Regions from separate parts of the Homo sapiens genome. Here region 2 is linked to region 1. A link is an interaction called in ENCODE POLR2A ChIA-PET data of the cell type or tissue named here. Cell type or tissue: OCI-LY7. All regions are shown on one strand. Links, peaks and the distances in the headings refer to the core of each region. The heading gives the core; the rest is flanking DNA. Region 1 overlaps LOC105377144 (a long non-coding RNA gene). Region 2 has its middle 18 kb from the start of KBTBD8.

The links. Peaks named below come from ENCODE experiments on the same cell type or tissue, not always from the same donor. Only the 100,000 strongest peaks of a DNase experiment are listed, where the experiment ranks them.
Region 2: POLR2A ChIA-PET joins it to region 1 with 5 read pairs; 3 of 35 experiments call an interaction of 5 or more read pairs at or near these places.

What each region holds. Positions count from the first base shown.
Region 1 is chr3:66,931,411-66,938,565 of GRCh38, forward strand. All of the region lies in intron 1 of LOC105377144 (a long non-coding RNA gene), which reads right to left. Among named protein-coding and RNA genes, the nearest start is that of KBTBD8, 63 kb to the right of the region's middle. In OCI-LY7, for the core only: no CTCF peak of the experiment used is centred there; no DNase peak of the experiment used is centred there.
Region 2 is chr3:67,012,914-67,020,068 of GRCh38, forward strand. No RefSeq gene overlaps it. Among named protein-coding and RNA genes, the nearest start is that of KBTBD8, 18 kb to the left of the region's middle. RefSeq lists an enhancer at 5,481-5,530. In OCI-LY7, for the core only: no CTCF peak of the experiment used is centred there; DNase peaks (open chromatin) are centred at 3,598, 3,958 and 4,338; H3K4me3 peaks cover 2,484 bases; H3K27ac peaks cover 2,390 bases.

The sequences.
Region 1 (7,155 bases), core at 2,218-4,717:
TTTATCTGACAGGCTGTTTAAAGAAGTTTGACATCTGGCTTCTTTACATTGCTGGAACTTAACTATTCAAGTAGTCAGTGTCCAGCACACCTTTTTTTCATGCAAATTTCCGTGTCGAAACTACAAACGGATATTTGATCAAAGGTCAGCTCTCCTTTGTCTTCTTGTTCGATAAAGAAATTTCTATTTCATCTTTGGCTTTCAGGCTAGTTTGGAAAAGTGTTGTCTGACAGAAATTACTGATGCATTTCTTCCTTGTCCTCTAAAGTTTTTCCACCTTCTTCCTTTTTCTTCTTTTAAATCTTCAGGGGCTTTAAATTAGAATGTTTTCACTTTTTAATGGAATATTTAAATTATCTGAGGAAGAAACTTGAACTTTGTCTGCTTGTTAACTGAGGCTGAACTGCTGGTAGATAGATAATATCCCAGCAACTGATACAATATCATCAACCTTTTTTTTATCAGCAGTTTTATCTCATGCTTAACTTGTGAAACTTGTGTACAGATATGGCTACAAAGGAAGGTTGTCATCAAGGACCAAATAAGGACATTTTTCTCTCCTGATGCTCCTTTTTCTTTCTGAAAAGAATAAGGACAGGAGCAACAAAGAAATTCCTAAATTAGTTTGTATAAATATACGATTATTCCACAGTTAGTTGACTCCCATTGAAAATCCAAGTTGAATTTAAGAAAAGTCAATTGTTGACTGAGTATATTTTCAGGTATGAAATGCTATAAAATGGGTAAAGCTCCATCTGAATTTTCATCAGAACTGTCTTAGCTAGTTGTAGATTGTATAGAGCCTTGAAAAATTCAGTAAGATGTTAAAGCTCAGCTATTGGAAAATATATTGCAAATGGAACACTGTAATAATTGTGTTTAAAGAGACAGTACTCCTGATTATAACACCAAACTTCCACTAGACAAAGAAGAAATTGTCAAGTGAAGATCTGCTGAACTATAGAACTAGACTACTTCACTGCTTAATAAAAGGGACACTGACCACTAGAAGAAAGACACTTTGAAAGCAGACAGACTGGGTTTGAACCCTAGCCCTCCCACTTCCTAGGTATTTGACCTCGTATAAGTTTTCTGAGACCCAACTTATGTATCTATAAAATGAGGATAATTAAAATTCCTTACTTAGGCATACTCAATAGATGCTACTTTTTCTTTTTTCTTTTATGTATAATAGGTACTCATATATAGTAAATACATATAATAAATAAATTAAACGTAGAAATAATACTACAAGAAAGGCAGGTAATATCTTTTTCTTTTTCGCCCACGAATAGCCCCACAGCTAGGAAGTGAGTGAAGGATCTGTACGCAGACCTTCTCTCTCCCCAAGTTCTGAGCTCTTTCCTCTATTTTCTTAATGGAAAATCTAACAAAAGGACAGAAAATGTAACAGAATTCATATGTAATGAAGAATCTGAAACTCTTCTCCAACAAAATATCTCCTTCCACTTATCCCACCTCCATCCTAAAAGTTTTACCAATTTAGTTAGCATTTTAGGAAGCAAGCTGTTACTAGTCTGGTCTGATCTAGAAAGTCAGATTCTTGCACACCAGTGAGAATATTTGCTTCCCTTTAAGTAAACTGGAATGGCTCTTTGGATGTTCTCTTTGCTTAACTCATGCTTATACTTTATCCTCAGGATTGGAAAACACTCTGCTTACCATCTAAATGTACCACCAGCTACATTTTAAAATAGATCTATGATGTCCTCTTAGTGGGCACGTCCAGGGAGAATCTACATGTCCATGATATCCCTGAGCCATGTGGTTCATCCCAGGTCAGGGTGTCATGCAAAGACATAACAGACTCATGACCCAAGGAAATACAGTGAACTCAAACCCCTTGTTCATATATGTGAAAGCTCAGGAATATAGGAGAGGCTCAGTAATACTACACAGCCTCCCTTCAATTCCTTGTCCCTTCTGCTTACCTTGCCCCATCCTCCCCCTGCAGTCCCTTGTCCTCCCTCCTCCCCTAGAATATCAGGCTTTTCCCTCCCCAAATGTCCCCTCTATCCCTTTCTCTGGCCCTTTATGATGTAGATTTACAAGGCATTCTTTCCCTATTTAGAGAGGCTTTCTCCCTGGAGTGGGTAAGAAGAGAAAAAAAAACCCCTATAATTCTGGGATTCTCTTCTGTGAGGTGAAGAGAAGAGGGGGCTGGGCAAAAGCTAAATTCCCAATCAATCACACAAGATTGACATGAGCCTCTCTGCACTGTTGTATGCCCTTGTTTTGTGGGCAAAAGGGAAAATTGTTATACAGGGAAGTAGTTTAGGATAGAGAGGTACCTCTGAGCAATCACGAGTTAATAAGGTCACAGGTGGGGAGAATTAGGCAATTCACCTGTGGTCTGATGTTTAGGGAGAAATTAATCAAGTTCCTGAAGTAATAGGGTCAGCAGAAACATATAGTTAATGGTCTTGCCCAGCTGGTCATCTTTCTTTTCTTGATGCCCCTCCCCTAGTGAACCAAGGTTCATTTTGAATCCAAATTTTTCAAACCTCAAAGCCATCTTCCCCAACATGTGGTTTCACAACAGTCAACATCTACTGTCAGGGAAAGAACAGCATTCTGGTGGTGAAACAAAACAGCACTTCAACTCCTTTTTTAAAAATTAATAATAATAATAATTTAGGACAATAAGCTTATGTCGGGAGGTAGTGTGGTCATCAAAATAGCCTAAGACATCTGGATGTGGTCCCCTAATTAATGCCATCAATGTCACTGGTAGGCATTCAAATGATCTGGTGCTACTTTCAGGGTGTTCATGATCTTTCTTCCCTTTTTTAAAAAAAAATCAGAAGAGTCTGGTTGCACCTGCAGTTGCTTGCATGCTTTCTAGCTAATGGCTTTCAGTGACCCTGTGCCTGATAGGCAATGGTCTGAAAGGGAACACCTCTTGGAACCCCAAATCCTGCATCCCACAAGTACATGCAAGTGAAAATCAAGCATCACTTTTTGAACAATAGCTGACTGTGAATTTGATAAATAGCAGGGTGTTATCCACTGCTTCCTGCACTGCATATGTGTTGTATTTGGTTGTCAGATAAGCTAAATACCTCTAATAGGATCTCCTCCCGCTTTTAGTAACAGCTTTATTGAGGTGTAATTCACATACTATGCAATTCATCTGTTTGAAGTGTACAGTTCAGTGGTGTTTAGCATATACATACAGTTACAGGTGTGCAACTAACACCATAATCAATTTTGGAATACTTTCATAACCCCAAAATGAAACCCTATACCCATTAGCAGTCACTTTCCATTTTCCCCTCACTCCTTAAGCCCTAGGCAACCTCTAATTTACTTTCTGTCACTACATGATACGATTCTTTTAACTTCTGTTTTTAATGAAAGAAAATCTGTATCTCACGGTGGGGGTCTACAGTGTTAGTGCTGGGGTCAAGCACATAGAGTCAGAGTTAAAGAGGGTTTTAGTGAGCTCAGTAAGCGCTTAGCATCTCAGGAGACAGACCCAGATTTAAGTCCTGGCTCTGCACTAGCTAGCTGTGTGTTTTCAGATGATTTACTCTCAATCTATTTTCTCAACTACAAAGTGGGAATAATAATAATTCATGCTTCATGGGCTTGTTTTGAAGATTAAATAAGAATGCATGTAAAGCACTTAGTATCATTCCTAGACTATTATAAGTGCTCATTACATGTTAATTAATGTTACCATATTTATTACTGTCATTCACAAAGCTCTCTGCAGAATACATTCCACAATATTGAATAACTTGCCTGCCACAGCTTGGCAGTTCTACTTTACTTCTTCTAAGGTAACTGGAATTGTAACTTAACAGGTCAATCACAAGAATGGCTTCAGAGGCAAAGGATGCCAGACCACAGTGGGTGATGGAGTGAATGAGCACTGAAGGCAGTGAGTGCAGGCTCCTCTTTCAAGAAACTGGGCTGTGACTTCATGGAGAAGGTCTCTGTAGGACACAGAGAGTTTGCAGATGTTTGTAGACTACCAGGGAAGGAACCAATAAAAGGAATGAAATTGGAGATACCATAGATAAGGACAAGTAAAGGGACAAGACCATACTGTAATGGATATATTATATGAATAACTGCGCAGGCATTTCTCAAAGACACAGCAAAGAAAATAAAAAAAAAAAACAGTGTCTTATCTTGGGTTCCTCTGAAAGCAGAGCCTGAGATGAAGGCTGGATTCCATGTAGTTTATTTGGGAATGTGATCCCAGAAAGCAGAAGTACAGGATAGCAGGAGAGAAACAGGAAGGAAGGAAAGTTTATACAAGGTGTTGGCCTCATCTGTAGGTAATTGGTGCTTAATACCACTGGACCTTCTGAGAACCTCATAAAACCCACTTCAGAACTGCCTATCTACTGGCACAAGGGGAGACATTTGTCTTTTGTCTCCTTTTCCACTAGGTCAAAGATGGTCTATTGGATTAAATCCTTTGTATTTCTAGCATGAGAAACTGTGAGTGCCAAGCCGGTTCCCGAGGGTATCCCATGCTGTGGCTTCTACAGAGCCACAAGACTGAAAGCAAAAGGTACAGGGCTCTGGCCCAAGTGGAAGGCTGTGCAAGTGTACCTGGGTAAAGCCTACTGAAGCCTTCAGTAGGATCGTCACCAAGTGGTGGTTGGGTTGAGAGGTAGGCCCCAGAAGATTTTACAGTGGTGGACAACAGATACTCCACAGGAAGAGCTAACATTATTGCACATTGATTAAACACCGGGCACTGTTCTGAACACTTGACATTAATTCACTTAATCCTCACAGCTACTTTGCATTGCAAATGAGAAAATTGAGGCACAAAAGCTGGAGAACGCTGCTTGAGGTCACATAGCTGTTGAGTGTCAAAGCCAGGAATCAGGTTCCGGCACACAAGCTCCTAACGACTGCACCGCACAGCCTCTGAGAATGGGGCTGGCTGAAGCAGGGGCAGCAGTGTTTGTGTTGTGTCCATGTTGGTGGGGACCCCACTCATTCACATTTGACCTCCGGCCCCCTCCCCTCAGCATTCCATAAATGCCCTCTACTAAGCTCTAGGTGGAATTAATTCCTATCTAGACCTTCCAAGGTCATATTTAACTTAACTCCACTCACTTTATTCCCCAAAGTAAAACAAAACCCAACTTGCTGACTGCAAGTGAACTTGGAGCCTCCCCTCCTTTTTTTTTTTTTTTTTTTGAGAAGGAGTCTCACACTGTTGCCCGGGCTGGAGTGCAGTGGCGCAACCTCGGCTCACTGCAGCCTCTGCCTCCCCGGTTCAAGTGATTCTTCTGCCTCAGCCTCCCAAGTAGTTGGAATGACAGGCGCCTGCCACCATGCCCAGCTAATTTTTTGTATTTTTAGTAGAGATGGGGTTTCACTATGTTGGCCAGGCTGGTCTCAAACTCCTGACTTCGTGATCTGCCTGCCTCAGCCTCCCAAAGTGCTGGGATTACAGGAGTGAGCCACCGTGCCCAGCTGGAGCCTCCTTTGAGCTGCTTGGTCTCTTGCTCATTTATTCTTCACTAAAATTCAATTGAAATCATTTGGTGATCACCACTAAGAGTCACTTCCAAAGTATGTGTTGTTAAAAGAAAAACTTCAGCCAAATTACATTTAAAGGAGTTTAATTGAGCAATGATTGATTTGTGAATCGGGCAGCCCCCAGAATCACAGCAGATTCAGAGAGACTCCAGGGATGCCTCGTGGTCAGAACAAATTTACAGACAAGAAAAACGGAAGTGACGAACAGAAATTGGAGGTGAGGTACAGAAACAGCTGGATTGGTTACAGCTTAGGATTTGCCTTATTTGATCACAGTTTGAACACTCAGCAGTGTATGAGTGGTTGAAGTACGGCTGCTGGGATTGGCCAAGACTCAGCAATTGTTAGAGGAGCATACTGATAAGTTAGAGTTTCAATCTTGTCTATCTATTAAGTTAGGTTGCAGTTTGTCCACAAGGACTCAAACATAGAAGTACGGAGGCCATGTTTAGTTTGTTTTAACAGTGTAATAAAATTGACTTAAACTACAAAAGAACTGAAATATTCAACTGCACCTAGGACAAAAATTTTTTTTAAAAAATGTAACCATAGCTACATTTGACTGTCGAGCGCTTTGCAAGTGGTCAAACTGAGGTGTGCTATAAGTGTAAGATACATTGCAAATTTGAAAGATTTAGTACAGAAAAAAAGTAAACTACCTCATTAGTATTTCTTATATTGGCTACATATTCATATGACAACCATTTTGGATATATTGGGTTAAATAAAATGTGTTATTAAAATTAATGTCACTGATTTCTTTTTACTTTTTAAAATGTGGCTACTAGAAAGTTTAAAATTGTATATGTGACTCATAGTATATGTCTATTGGACATAATTTGACCTTTTCCAGCCTCATTCTTACTTTCCCAGTCACTACACTTCAGTTACCAACTTTACTCTTCCTAAAACAGCCCCAACGTGTTCCTAACACAGGGCCTTTGCAGTTGCTCTTCCTCTGCCAGGAATGTCCTTTCTCAGGATTATTTATTCCTTTCCTTCTTGATCTCTTCAGAGGAACATCCCCTATCCAATCTATGTAGACAGTGTCTCTATCTTTCTTGTGCTTTATTTTTCTTTGGAGCAGTTAAATTGGGGACGGGTGGAGTGGTGCACATTTGTCATCAGAGGCTGAGGCTGGAGGATTGCTTGAGCCCAGGGGTTCGAGGCTGCAGTGAGCTAAGGTTTAAACAAACTAACAAAAAACAAACTGGTATCATGTCCTCTGTCTCTGTCAATGCCCTCTTTATATTATAGTGGAAATAAATGAAGAGATGAATGGAGTAGATTTTTGTGTTTTCCTGTAACCAACCTTTTGGGTAATGAATGAATAACCAATTAGAAAAAAAAAAAAAAAGTCCACTTTGATGGACTGTTTCATCTCTTGGCCTTGGAATTTCAAAACCTGCCTTAGCACCTCCACATTGGGACTGCATCTGGCAGCTAAGTTGAGGATTCGCTTGCAGCTTAAGGATCCTTTCAAGGGCCTTCTCCCTAGGAAGGGATGTTGACTTGTCTAGCCTTCCTGGGAGCTGGGACTCCAATTGTCTCATGCACAGATGCTGAAGTCAGTTCTGTTTGTGGCTTCTGTTTTTATTGACAGTAGAGGGCAGCAGAGTC
Region 2 (7,155 bases), core at 2,455-4,954, 82 kb after region 1:
TCCTGGGCTCAAGTGTTCTGCCTGCCTCAGTCTTCCAAAGTGCTGGGATTATAGGCATGAGCCACTGTGACTGGCCTTCTTTTCCTAATATATGCATTTAATGCTATAAATTTTCCTTTAAGTATTTCTTTTGTAGAATCCCACAAATTTTATTTAGTATTTTCATTTTCTTAGTACAAAATATTTTTATCATGTCTTCTTGGGGAATATACCCTTTCATAATTATGTAATTGCTTCTCTTTATCCTTGATAATCTTTTTTCTGAAGTCTTCTCTGTTTGAAATTAACATAGCCACTCAAGTTTTCTTTTAATTACTGTTTGCTTCATTTATCTTTCTCCATCCCTTCTCTTTTAACCTATCCTAATCTTTATACTTAAAAGGGCTTTCTTGTAGACAACTTACAGTTGGGACTTATTTTAATATCCATTGTGAGAATACTGGTATGTTTAGACCAGCATTGCATTTAAAGTGAGTACTGATATAGTTGGGTTAATATTTAACATATTGGTTATTGTTTTCTATTTGTTGCCCTTCTTCTTTGTTTCTTTTTTTCACCTATTTTCCTGCTTTCTCTGGTTTTGACTGAGCATTTTATATAGGATTCTATTTTATCTCCTCTTAGCACTTCAATTATACTTTAATTTTTTTTTCAGTGGTTGCATTAGACTTACAATATACATTTCAAAACTAATCTAAGTCCACCTTTAAATAACACTATACTGCTTCGTGTGTAGTGTAGGTATCTTAGAACAAAGTTCCCAATTTTCCCCTCTGATCCCTCATGACATTGCTGTCATTCATTTTAGTTATCCATATGCTATAACCATGCAATACATTGTTATGATTAAAGTCATACTTTTAGATCAATTGATATTTAAAAAATAAGATATTTTACTTCATCTTCACTTATTCCTTCAGTATTCATTTATTTAGGCAGATCTAAGTTTCTGTTCTGTTTCAATTTTCTTCTGCCCAAATAACTTCTTTTATTGGGCATTGCTTGCAAGACAGATCTGCAGGTCATGAATTCCTTCAGATTTTTGTTTGAAAAAGTCTTTATTTCTCATGTTTCAAGGATAATTTTGCTGGATCTAGAATGCTAGGTTAGTGGGTGTTTTGCTTCAACTTTGTAAAGTGAGTAGCTTCTAATTAAATATCAGTGGTTTGGTGGGCCTGTGTCTTGGGGCTGTGATCTTCACAGGTGTTTCTCTAGTGGTACAGCTTTTGGTTTTCCCCTCTCCATCCTCTTTCTGGCTGTGCCATTCCCAATTTTATTTCTTTGAAGCCCTGACCCATGTTGATTAAATCCTTTTTCCTTTAGGTGAGAAGAGAAGGTTAGAGAGGTTTGGGATGGGAGGAATGCTCTTCCCCCTGCTTTTGTTGAACTCTGCCAAAATGTTTTTCCGTGGAGAGTATGCTTTTTAAATGGAAAAGGTTCTGGGTGTATTTCATGATCATTACTCTTCCTGTCCCCTAGTCAGAGCCACTAGGAGGTTTGTCTCAGATCTTTGCCATGAGAACCTGGTAGAGTGCCTGTTGGTAAAATCCACAGAAGCGTAGGGGCCCCAAAAGACTGAAGTTCCCAGGAGTTTTCCACTTTCATGGGAGTCCATGTTCAGCCTCAGCGATTCATCAAAAATGACCATTTAAGTGTTCTTACAGTTTACGGCTCTGGTTACTTCTGGTCAAGGTTAGCAGATCTGGACTGTGACTCTGAATTCACCTCTAATCCAGGGTAACATTTGCCCTGCAGCCTAATTTCTCTGATGGATCTAATAAAAGTCATTGATTGTCAGTTTGAATACCTTTTTCTTCCAAGGTTAGGAATGACAACATCCAGGATCTTTACATTTTCAGTGCTAAATGTGGAATCCCCTATAATAAGCTTCTAATACATATTTTTGATTGAATGATTCTTCAGTTATGCATAAATATCTTATGCCATCTTTTATATGTATAATGTTTTTTAACAATTAAAAAATAAGCTAAAAAGTCTCACTTTTAAAAACCTATATACTTAATCATATTTAGGTATCTTTTATTTATAATTTATACGGCCATGGGATTATTTGACATGTAGTTCAGTGAATGTTGACTCTTGAGTACCTAATAATCCATATTTCTTGCACCAAATTAAAATTATATAAGTTAAAAAAATCAATCATTTTAAGACTTTTTTTCCCAGGCTACTAAAACTAAATAGAAAATTACAATGTAATAATTTTAAATTATCCTTATCATGGATAGACAGAACATTTTCTATTGGCTAGTTTTTTAGAAATGAGATTTAATAGATCCTTTTTCTCCTTTCTTTCCTCTTCCATAAGGATATGCACAATTATATGATTTGGTGAATCAAACACTATAATATTAAGTAAAACGTGGAATATATTTTCTAAATATTTTATATTGGTCTGGTCAACATGAATTATAGTGTTTTCCGTGACCGCAGGTAGATTACTTACCTTTTCTAGCTTTACTTTTTCATGCATAAAACAGGTTAATAATCTACCACGTTATCGAGTTTTTTTGAGGATCAAATAAGCATGTGAAACACTTATCACAGTGCCTTATCACAGCACATAATGAACACTTCCTAAATATTAATTTGTTGAAATTATTAACGACTATTCTGCAGTCTTTTAGATATACTTAACCATTGTAGAACAATATTCCTTAATAGCTAATATAAAGTATATATTAAAGTGTAGCCATTTGGACTCTGATTGTGCTCATAAGCCATGCATGAAAACAATTTTTACAGTTTTACAGTCACACAGTTCTCACTTTCATTTCTGGACTGTGCATTTCTAAAGGACTGAAATTAAACCAATGGTATTTAAAATAATTTAAACAAGGCTTGTAACCTCTGTCTGCAAAATAAAAATAATGCTTTTTGGCTTGTCTATTTTTACAAACTGACAAGGGCCTGTCCTTAGAGTTTATCTTGTTCTCTGTTCCCATTCAGAGATAAGGACCTGTCCTAGTCAGTTCAGGCTGCCATAACAAATTGCCATAGGCTGCATGGCTTAAATAACAAACATCTATTTCTCCCAGTCCCGGAGTCTGGAAGTTTAAGATCAAGGTGCTGGCAGATCCTGTGTCTGGTGAGGGCCCTCTTCTCATCGCATCCTCTCATGGTGAAGAGCAGAGAAAGAGAAAGATAAAGCAAGCTCTCTAGTGTCTTTTTATAAAGGTACTAATCCCAGATCCCTCATGACCTAACCACCCGCAACGGCCCTACCTCCTAATACCATCACATTGGGGGTTAGGATTCCAGCACATGAATTTGGCGGAATTGGCAGAAACATTCAGTTCACAGCAGGATTTAACAGAGTTGCGGTCACATAGTTCAGTTCTTGAAACACATGCTTGCAAAATCCTTTAAGGATAAGAAGATAAGGTCAAAACATCTTATCCCAACACTTAGATTACGATGTCAAGTAGCCAAAGTTAAGTCTTGAGGAGCAAATGCCAACAGGAACCCACACAACGCAGGGGAGTATTTCCTTGTAATCAGTGAGAACCTGAGATAGTAAGAAATCCATGGTGCTCTCTGACAACTGTTCTTAAAGCTCAAGAGCTTGGTCAAGGTTAGCGATGGAACTTAGGAGTCTGGCATATCCACAGAGCTGGTTTTAGTTGAATTTGAGTTAATGGATGAGTTAGTGCAAAGATAAATTGTAAAATGAGAAGCGAAAGTAGCTAAGAATAAAATTTAAGAAATTCAGCTGAAGGAACAGAAGAAAGGCAACTGAAAAGTTATCAGAGAAGAAGGGAGAATCACAAAGGAGTAGTAATGCATGAGAAAACTTCAGGAATGAGATCCAAAGAGAAGAAATGAAATGCAGAGAGTAAGAGGCTCCTGGTCTAGCCATGTGAAGATCTGAAATGAGAAAGTGGTTTTAGCCAAGTGCAAGAGATGAAAACCAATTGCTGTGAATTAAGGTGCAGGTGGAGGATGTGAGTGGGTGTCAGTGGGTGAGAGTGCAGGTGCTTCCCCAGGAAGCCTGCAGGTGAGGAGATTCTGAGACGTGGAGGTGCTGGAGAAATAATATTTTTTTAAAAATCAGAACATTTAGGCCTTTTCAATAAAAATGGGAAATGAGAAATATCCTTGCAAAAAGTCAAAATCTTTTCCATTTCTAGACTATTCCCGGTTGAGAGTTCTGCAGTATACCCGTTAACCCCAAAAGTTAAAGAGATTAGGGATATGCAAAAACATGCAAAGAGGCAGGACTGATGAAAGACAAACCCCTAGAAATAGGAGCAGAGTGAAAAAAGAGAAAATCCTGACCCAGAGAGAGGTAGACACACTTTCTATAGCCTCTTACATTTCTGAAAAAGAATGAAAATAGTAAGAGTTTTTGCAACTTCTTGCTACTTTGCCCCAGAGCCAAATATGGTTCCCACCCCTGACCCAAAACATCTGGTTTGTGATAAGGGCTCAATTATCCTGTGCTTTCTAAAGTATGTGGTGGGTGTGGTGATGGCAGGAGTCAACAGGCAGAAGAATGGATGAGCTAATCAGAGCATGCATACGTGAAAGTAAAGAGGACAAGGGTCCTCTCACTTGGTGTTTGTGTAGCTGGAGATGACAGGGAGATGACACCTATCACTCAGGGGCCTGCCCCAGTGAGTGGGGAGTTTCATGGATCTCACCTCAAGTTGTACAAGTATATGTCCTGGGGCAATTTTGATTCACAATTTATAAAATCATGGTAGGATTTTATAATTTTATTTTATAACTTTACCCTATAGCTGCAGGCAGAAAAAAGAGGAGAGTAATTTTGATATGTGTATATAGGCTTTTTTTTCACTTTATATGAATTGTTTATTCATATCTTTTCCTCATTTTTCCTTTTTAAAATTTCATTTAAGTTCCGGGATACACGAGGTTTTTATATTCATATATAAATGTGATACACAGCAAAATACTTGCATCAGTATCTGTGTATCCTTCTTGAAGGTTTCTAAGAAATTGGTTATAATTTTCTTTTTAATCTACATTTTACTATTCCAAAAATTAAAATGCTATCCACACTTTACTGGGCACTGACCTGTGTGAGGTTGATTTCCATGGTAGCATGAAAAAATATATCTATCCTGTTTTGCATGACAAAACATATCTATCATACTTACATATATGATAACAACGACCCATGTGAAAAATAATATCTATGAGACACTGACTAATATCTTATTCTTGCATATCACTTTCTAGTTTTTGAAATGCTTTGGTATCTGTTATCTTTTTGGTTCCTACTACCGGTGCTGCAGCCATCTGTCATTGTCCCCCTTTTACTTTTGAAGAAACAAAGAAACAGAAAAGGAGTTGTTAAACTTAGGGATCAAACTTAGCTGTAAATGAAAGCAGACCTGTTAATTTCCTCCCACTCCCTAGTGAGCAGGGACCCAGGAAGATGGCCCGAATGGTTATATTCAAAGGCAGAACGTGGAGGTGCTGGGACTGCAGACCTTCTTGCTGGTCAAGGAGCCAGTTTGGGATGTAAAGTGAGTGAGTTCACTTTTGGAAGAGCTGAGTTTCAAGTGACAGAGGATCACTATGTATAGATTACTGTGCCGAGAAACAGCCAGGATGGGTGTGGAGACAGGAAACTGAATGAAGGTGATAGGTCAGGCGAAGATGTGGAGTTGGCAGTCACCCAAATACCGGTCAGCGCTCAAGGCACTTACAGAGGGAACGAGAAGAGCCCGGGTGAGAGCCAAGCGTCGGAGGGCCCACGTGAGGACTTAAGGAAGGGGAAGAGAGCATTTCAAAGAGCCAAGGACAGAGAGGTCCTGGGAGAAGCAGGAGCATAGCCTTGAGAAAGGAAAGAGGCTGCATGTGAAGGGAAAACTTGGTGTTCAGAATGAAGACGGCTCCTGAAAACTCAGTTCAACCTTTTGTTCATCAAATGTTCACTGTTAAGTGCAGGTTTTAAATTTGGACTCTGAAAAATGGTTTCTTCATATAGAATAGTGATATGAATGATTTCATTCACTGGAACATCTCACCGCCTAACCAGTGACTCAGAGGAACTTTCCTCTGTTAATGAGTGTGGCCTTCCTCTCCGCTCACCCTTCTGCACCTTGACACGGGACACTGCTCCTCTTCTGTGTCTGAGTCTGCTTGGATTTGAAGCTCCCCAAGGGCAAGGACCCTTTATCTCGAGTGTGTACTGAGCGCGGATCATGGTGCTTGACAGACAGGGGTCCCTCAACCAATTCAAGGAACAATGGCATGAATATCCCGCTTCTGCTTTCCGGCGGTTTAGTTTTCCTCTCTGGGACTCTCTGACTCCATATTTCCCGTTGTTTGGAAAGATACATTTGCAGGCTTAGCCGTGATTGGCAAACATTTTTATATGGGGCTTGGCATTTTAACATCTGGAAAAGTTGTGAAATCAATTAGCTGCAGATAAAGATGGACAGATGGAAATATCTGGTGGTTTTCTGCACATCGGCTATGCAAATAATCAGACCATTGCTTATTGTGCTACACTTGGACTCTGTTTTACCAGATTTTAGGAAGAGTATTGTTTTTTGTTTTGGAGCATGAGCACTCAGTCAGGACATAGAAATACCATCTCCTACTGAAAAGGGGACTGGGTGTAAACGTGGAGTATTTATCAGTGTGGAGTTTTCATACACTTTTCCGACAGGCTTATCAAATCTCTCTGGAAAATTTAGGTTTTTGTTTCATTCAAACAATGATGCAGTTGCATTGATTCTATTCTATCATGTATGTATGGTGGAGGAGGGCAAAGAAAGATAAAATTAACAGACTGGAGAAGGGGATGAGAACTAGGCGCTTGAAAGGGAATTGTTAAACTTGCTGGATCAAACTTTGCTTTAGCTTAAATGAAAAGAGACATTTTATCAATTTCCTGTGAGTGGGGACCCAAAAGGATGGCCTGATTGGTTATATTCAAAATAATGAAATTATTTCCCCTCCTACATCTGAGTTACAATATTAAAGCTTTGCAACCTGCTTTGTGCTGCATATATATCCTTTAGATTCCTAGATGGGCTTCCACATGTGATTAAAAATGCTCATTCCCCTCCCTTCCCTCATCTCTGCTAATATATATTGAAGCCACTGTGCCATTGCTTTCTAGCAGCCAGTGCTACTACGGATAAGTTGCAGGTT